2 separate regions of the Homo sapiens genome follow, and region 2 is linked to region 1. The links are chromatin contacts, found by Hi-C or POLR2A ChIA-PET in ENCODE. All regions are on one chromosome and are shown on one strand. The core of a region is the stretch at or near the end of the contact, and the rest is flanking DNA. Distances in the headings are between cores, read along the strand shown.

Evidence for each region. A loop is a pair of places that touch in the nucleus more often than their neighbours do. ChIA-PET counts read pairs that join two places held with the same protein, here RNA polymerase II (POLR2A). Pooled maps may share reads with other maps.
Region 2: a pooled map shows a loop between it and region 1 (2.4-fold over the local background). The contact joins two enhancer-like sites. A Hi-C loop is called at or near these places in 1 of 50 pooled maps. POLR2A ChIA-PET finds 5 or more read pairs at or near these places in 3 of 52 experiments (OCI-LY7, WTC11 and activated naive CD4-positive, alpha-beta T cell).

Annotation. Positions count from the first base shown.
Region 1 is chr6:169,988,543-169,991,897 of GRCh38, reverse strand. No RefSeq gene overlaps it. Among named protein-coding and RNA genes, the nearest start is that of LINC00242, 190 kb to the right of the region's middle. Within about 2 kb of position 1,582, at least 4 of the 41 ENCODE cell types and tissues checked have a DNase peak (open chromatin) inside an H3K27ac peak, as active enhancers do.
Region 2 is chr6:170,458,111-170,461,465 of GRCh38, reverse strand. LOC124901235 reads left to right here. Exons shown (of 3, transcript XM_047419615.1): 3 at 1-2,135. Among named protein-coding and RNA genes, the nearest start is that of PSMB1, 94 kb to the left of the region's middle. Within about 2 kb of position 1,830, at least 3 of the 41 ENCODE cell types and tissues checked have a DNase peak (open chromatin) inside an H3K27ac peak, as active enhancers do.

The DNA of each region.
Region 1 (3,355 bases), core at 333-2,832:
ACAGCAAGGAGTATGGGCTTTCCCTGGATCCTTCTTTCCTCACACTTGGAGAATCAGCTCATTGAGCTCCATAGAAAACTCTATTGGGACTTTGATTTGAATTGGGCTGAGTCTATAGATTCAAACTGGCTAAAATTGTCATTTCCTATCTATGAACATGATATATCTCTCCATTAATTTACACCATATAGGTGAGTATCTTTTACTCCTTGAAATAGGAAAGCTTATCTTAAAGAAAGCTAAATATAGAATGTTGGTAATTTGACCATATTTAAATTATAAACTTTTCTTCATCAAAAAACATCTTAAAAATTTCAGACTGGGAGATTTTGGAATACACGCAACTAAAAATGATAGATACCAAAGATCTTTTTTACAGACCTCTTCTGCAACGGAGTCCTTTCTTCTTGCTGCTGCAACAAATTTCCATGAATTTAGTGGCTTTAAAGAACACAAATTTATTTCCTTCCAGTTCTCAAGGTCAGAAATCCCGCCCAAGTCTTTGTGAGCGAAAATCCAGAAGTGGGCAGGGCTGGTTCCTTCTGGAGGCTCCTGGGAGAAACCCTCTCTGTGCTCTACCCCAGCCTCTGTCTGGTCTGTGCCTGGCCTTCTGGCCAGCCCGACCCTCCACCTCCCTCTTTTCCTTTTTATGGATGCCCGTGAGGACATCAGGCCCCCTGAATCATGTGGCAACACCTCCCTGCTCAGTGTCCTCGATTTAATGGCATTTGCACGGCCCCTCTTGCCACACAGGTGACACATTTCAGGTTCTGAGAATGGGCGTGGGCACCTTGTGGGCCGCTGTCCTGCAGACCTCACACCCACGAGGACCCTGAACAGCCCTGCAGGGTGATTGCAGAGGACACAGAAGGTGTTTCACAAATGAACTGGGCACCCACATGCGCTGCTCAGCCTGAGGCCCCATCCGACACCCATGGGACCTGCAGGAACAGAAAGTCTGGGTGTCCTGGTGTCAGGAGGGATGTGGGGCCATTTGCCTCCAAACCTTGAGGTCCGCGGTAGACTGGGCAGCCGCACTGGAAAGGACTTGGCACTCCTGCCTGGAGGGGGGCCAACCCTCACCCCTAACCCTGCGACTGCACCCGAAATCCCAGGGAAAGCGGGCAGGGCTACGTGGGCTGTGGAGGAGGCTCTGAGGCGGCTCTGAGTGGAGAGGGCCGCGCAGACTCAGGCACGATCCCCAGGCAGGGCCAATGCCTGGGTGGACCAGGAGTCATAGATGGGTGGACTTCAGGGGCTCAGCCTCCGTCCAGAGTAGCAAGTCCCAGGAGATTGCAGGCAACTGCCATCTCACACAATGGCAAATGGCTATAAAGAGAGTTAAATAGAATGTGAGAGCTAAAACCATATAAAAGGGAAAGTGAGGAAATAAAAGAGGCCAACATCTTGGCGGCGCTGCAGCTCCTGAGGTCGCCCGGTGCTTCCCGTGCCCTCGGAGCGCCTCCCACTGTGTGGGCTGAGATCGTCAGAGGTGCAGTTGTATGATGAAGAAAACACTCAGTGAGAATGCCGCTGTTACCCAGTGGCACTCTCAGTCGATGTGAGCAGAAAGCACACTGGTCCACAGACCTCTCTGGCGTTAACAAGAGGTCACTACACTCGGCTCCACTTCAAGTCACTGCCACAATCCACATAAACGGGAAGCTCCAAGGGGTAACCAGCGTGCAAGACGGGAGCCCATCACGTGAAGGGGCCTCATCCTTTATTTCCTGTAAAGCACACTCAGAAACCGACAATGCAAATCATCTTCCTGACAGGCCACACATGACATACAGACACGTGTTTATATTTTAAGGTAAGAAATGATCATTTTTACTTTATTCTAATAAGAGCTTCAGTTTTCCTTTAAATCATGCAGATAGCAAACTATTCAAAGCAGAGGGTGATAGGGGATTTCCGCTCCATCCAATCGTCCGTTTACTTCGATCTGGTTGACTGTGGGGTCTCATACTTGTGTGTGTTGTGTGTGTATGTGTGTGCATGTGAGTTTTATTGTGTGTACCTGTGTGTATGCATGTGTGTTGTGTATGCCCGTGTGTAATGTATATGCATATGCGTGTGTGCTCATGAGTGTTGTGTGTTGTGTACGTGTGTACATATGAGTGTGTTGTGTGTGCCTGTGTGTAATGTATATGCATATGTGTGTTTGCATTCTTGTGTGTGTTGTATGTGTGTAATGTATATGCACGTATGTGCTTGTGTGTGTCATGTGTGTGTGTATGTGTGTGTATGAGTTTTATTGTGTGTGCCTGTGTGTACTGTATAGGCATATGTGTGTATGTGAGGCTTGTGAGTGTGTATTATTGGAACACATGCATGTGTGTGAACATACAGGGGTGCATTTTGTGGACCGGGGACCACTGCGTGCAGAGCATTTCTGGGTGCTGAGGCATAGCACCAGAGGTCAGGGCCTGAGACCAGACACCCACAGAGGGGCCGACGGGCTGGCTGGCCTGAGCAGGTGCCAGGGGCCTGGTTTGGGGCTGGCCTGTTGGAGGTTAGAACCCAGCAGTAGCAGCTGAGGAAAGGGCGGGGAGACATCGGCTATTTGTGGCACTTCGCGTGGGGAGACAGAGTGCAGCCTGCTGGCCCTCGACACCATGAGAAAGGAACCACTCCGCACCTGCAGGTCCTGTGGAGGCTGCAGAGGTCCACGGGGCAGGTCCTTCTCTCAATTCATGTGTAATTTAAATGTGCCGCAGACACACACAAGGGTGGCCACAGGTCTGTGCGGATCAGAGAGGATGGGCTGCAGCACCAGCTGAGGACACGGCCAGGCCAGGAGGGCCGCGCACAGCCTGCCAGATCCAGGAACCTCTGGGTTAGCATCTCCAGACCAGCCTGGTGCTGGCTCCTTTGCTGACATGCACGTCCCAGCCCCACAGGGCTCATCCCGCCCAGCCAGGAGGTGGCCCGATGTGAACCCAAGAGTGTGATGGTGCCCGGCTGAGGGGGCCGTGGGAGGGGGAGGCCACTGGGTTGTGGGGAGGCTGAGCCTGGGGGAGCAGGACGGAGGCTGGCACCGGGTCGATCTTCAGGTGAGGAAGCCCTGGTCACAGGTCCAGTGCAAATCGGGGACCAGGGAGGCTGAGGCCATGAAGGAGGTGCCCGGTGTGCACATGGGAATGAATGAGGGAAGCTGTGCCAGGCATCGGTGCCAGTCAAACACTTGTTTTTCAGTGTAAATGTTCACAGAATTATGACGATGTGGTCTTGGAAGAGCAGGTCCCCCCGGACCCACCCTGTCGCTGGACATCACGGCCACTGTCCCCTCGGACCCACCCTGTCGCTGGACATGGCGGCCACTGTCCCTCCGGACCCATCCTGTCGCTGG
Region 2 (3,355 bases), core at 581-3,080, 470 kb before region 1:
CAAAAGAGGAAAGTGAAGGGAAGGGCACCCTGACACATGGCTCCTGAGAGGGGCATCCCCTCGGCAGCTGCAGAAGTGAGTGAGCGTAACTCCACTGCGAAGGGGTCTCAGCGTCTCTGAGCGGAGCTCCCCCAGCGCAGTTCCCCCAGCGCCACCTTGAAGGCGTGAGGGGCATGGGGTCAGGGGGTGAGGAGGGGCCCTTTGGCCTATTTGTGGGTGGACAGGAGCATGCTGAGAAGCCCCTTCCTGCATCTTTTTCTGTCTTCTGGTCATCACCAGGGGAGGGAGAGGGTGCTGGCCACAAACCACTTGATGCTGGGGGCTAACGGGAGCAGGTGTGGAGAGGGAAGCCCATTGAGCTCTTTGCCTGGTGGATGTTGCTATGAATTTTGGATTTTGATTATACGATGATAAAAATTACACAAAAATGCAAATGCTCTGCTATTCATTCAAATATGCAACAAATATTTGTGTACCCTCTATGTGCCAGATATTATGAATGTTGTATCTGCCATCATTTTTCTTAGAAAATTATTCAGCATTTCTTAGGCTACGCACGAGCTTAGTTATTCTTGACCTCCTAGGCATACCCAAACATTTAGTTAGTGCCTCAGGGCGCCTCATCTCCAGGCCTCTGATGTGCAGGCCCCCGGCCCCTGTGTTTTGTGGTCAGAGCACTCAGGAGCAGCCCCTTCGGTCTGAATGCATGCCATGTGAGTGTCTCATCTTTGCCATTAGGTACAAGGGATTCATACACATTTAACAGTTTATATATTTAATAGCTATTTTTCTAAGACGCTTAGCACAATGAACGCCAGCCACACAGGTCCCTGTGTGTTAAGGATGAGTGGAGGCCTCCATTTCCCACCCCCGTGCCCAAACCTGCAGTCATGATGCCTCTCTTGGGCGAGATCCGAACCCTAGGGGGCTTTTTGGGGTCCTCAGTGCTTCTCTGCTACCTCACTTGTTTCTGCTGAAATGGAAAACAAAGGAAGCTGTCTTCAGCAATAGGAGGGTACCAATTTGGTTTGAGGGCAAAGTGAAAGGTTCTTTGTGGCCCTAAAAACCACAGTAGGACCACTGAACTGTGGCTTTCCCAGGCCCCAGTGCATGCAAAGTCCTTGACACTCGAGTTGGAAAAAGTGGGGTATTAGGAGGAGGAAGTCTCAGCGCTCCTCTGTGGTCACTCACTGCTTCTCTCTCACTCCCTTTCTCCTTTTTCTCTCTCTGCGTCTCAGGCTTCAAGACCTCCGACATCTGGAGGCTCCATGCAAATCCCACCAAACGTGTGAAACTGCCTCAGTAGCCCACACGAAGTAGAATTGATAGGAAGTATGTGAGGGTTGAGGTGCACTGTGCTCATATGCATTGTGCTCATAGATGGGAAATTTTGTTTGTAAGCATTCAAATATCAATCGGATTTTTTACTTTCATATTTTGGAGAAAAGAATCTTTGCTCCAGTTCTTATGTATTTTTGGGAACCCTTGCAGAACTCATAGACCCCATAACCCTGGGGCACAGGGTTGGGGGTTAGACACCCCAAGGTCCTGTTTCCTGCTGAGGGACCTGGGCTAACGCCTCTGGCAACTCCTATTTCAAGCTTTAAATGAAGTGTTTCTTGGCTTCCCTTTCCTGCATTTGCTGTTCACAGAGTCCCCACCACCTTCAACTGTCACCTCATTTGCTCCACCAGGCACCGCTGAGATGGTCATCCTGCAAGAAAACTCTGATATTGTCACTCTTGTACATAAAGACTCCTGTGGCAGCACTTGCTTACTGTGAGGTCCAGCATGCGGCTGAGCCAGCAGGACTTTCACTTTCGGGTCTGACTCACATCCTCTCTTGTGTCCCCAGCCACCCCGACCCCCAGTGTGGGCATTCCCACTCATCGCTCTGTCCCCTTCACAACCTTGTGTCCCCGGCCACCCAGGATAGGGGCTCCTCCTGTGGGATAGGGGCTCCTCCTGTGGGATAGGGACTCCTCCTGTGGGATAGGGGCTCCTCCTGTGGCATAGGGACTCCTCCTGCAGGATATGAGCTCCTCTTACGGGATAGGGACTCCTCCTGTGGGATAGGGGCTCCTCCTGTGGGATAGGGGCTCCTCCTGTGGGATAGGGACTCCTATGGGATAGGGACTCCTCCTATGGGATAGTGGCTCCTCCTGTGGGATAGGGACTCCTCCTGTGGGATAGGGACTCCTCCTGCAGGATATGAGCTCCTCTTACGGGATAGGGACTCCTCCTGTGGGATAGGGGCTCCTCCTGTGGGATAGGGGCTCCTCCTGTGGGATAGGGACTCCTATGGGATAGGGACTCCTCCTATGGGATAGTGGCTCCTCCTGTGGGATAGGGACTCCTCCTGTGGGATAGGGGCTCCTCTTACGGGATAGGGACTCCTCCTGTGGGATAGGGGCTCCTCCTGTGGGATAGGGATTCCTCCTGTGGGATAGGGGCTCCTCCTGTGGGATAGGGGCTCCTCCTGTGGGATAGGGACTCCTCCTGTGGGATAGGGGCTCCTCCTGTGGCATAGGGACTCCTCCTGCAGGATATGAGCTCCTCTTACGGGATAAGGACTCCTCCTGTGGGATAGGGGCTCCTCCTGTGGGATAGGGGCTCCTCCTGTGGGATAGGGGCTCCTCCTGTGGGATAGGGGCTCCTCCTGTGGGATAGGGGCTCCTCCTGTGGGATAGGGATTCCTCCTGTGGGATAGGGGCTCCTCCTGTGGGATAGGGACTCCTCCTGTGGGATAGGGATTCCTCCTGTGGGATAGGGGCTCCTCCTGTGGGATAGGGACTCCTCCTGTGGGATAGGGGCTCCTCCTGTGGGATAGGGATTCCTCCTGTGGGATAGGGGCTCCTCCTGTGGGATAGGGGCTCCTCCTGCGGGATAGGGGCTCCTCCTGCGGGATAGGGACTCCTCCTGCGGGATAGGGACTCCTCCTGCGGGATAGGGGCTCCTCCTGCGGGATATGAGCTCCTCTTACGGGATAGGGGCTCCTCCTGCGGGATATGAGCTCCTCTTACGGGATAGGGGCTCCTCCTGTGGGATAGGGGCTCCTCCTGTGGGATAGGGATTCCTCCTGTGGGATAGGGGCTCCTCCTGTGGGATAGGGGCTCCTCCTGTGGGATAGGGGCTCCTCCTGTGGGATAGGGAGTCCTCCTGTGGGATAGGGGCTCCTCCTGTGGGATAGGGGCTCCTCCTGTGGGATAGGGACTCCTATGGGATAGGGACTCCTCCTATGGGATAGTGGCTCCTCCTGTGGGATAGGGACTCCTCCTGTGGGATAGGGGCTCCTCCTGTGGGATAGGGACTCCTCCTGTGGGATAGGGACTCCTCCTGTGGGATAGGGGCTCCT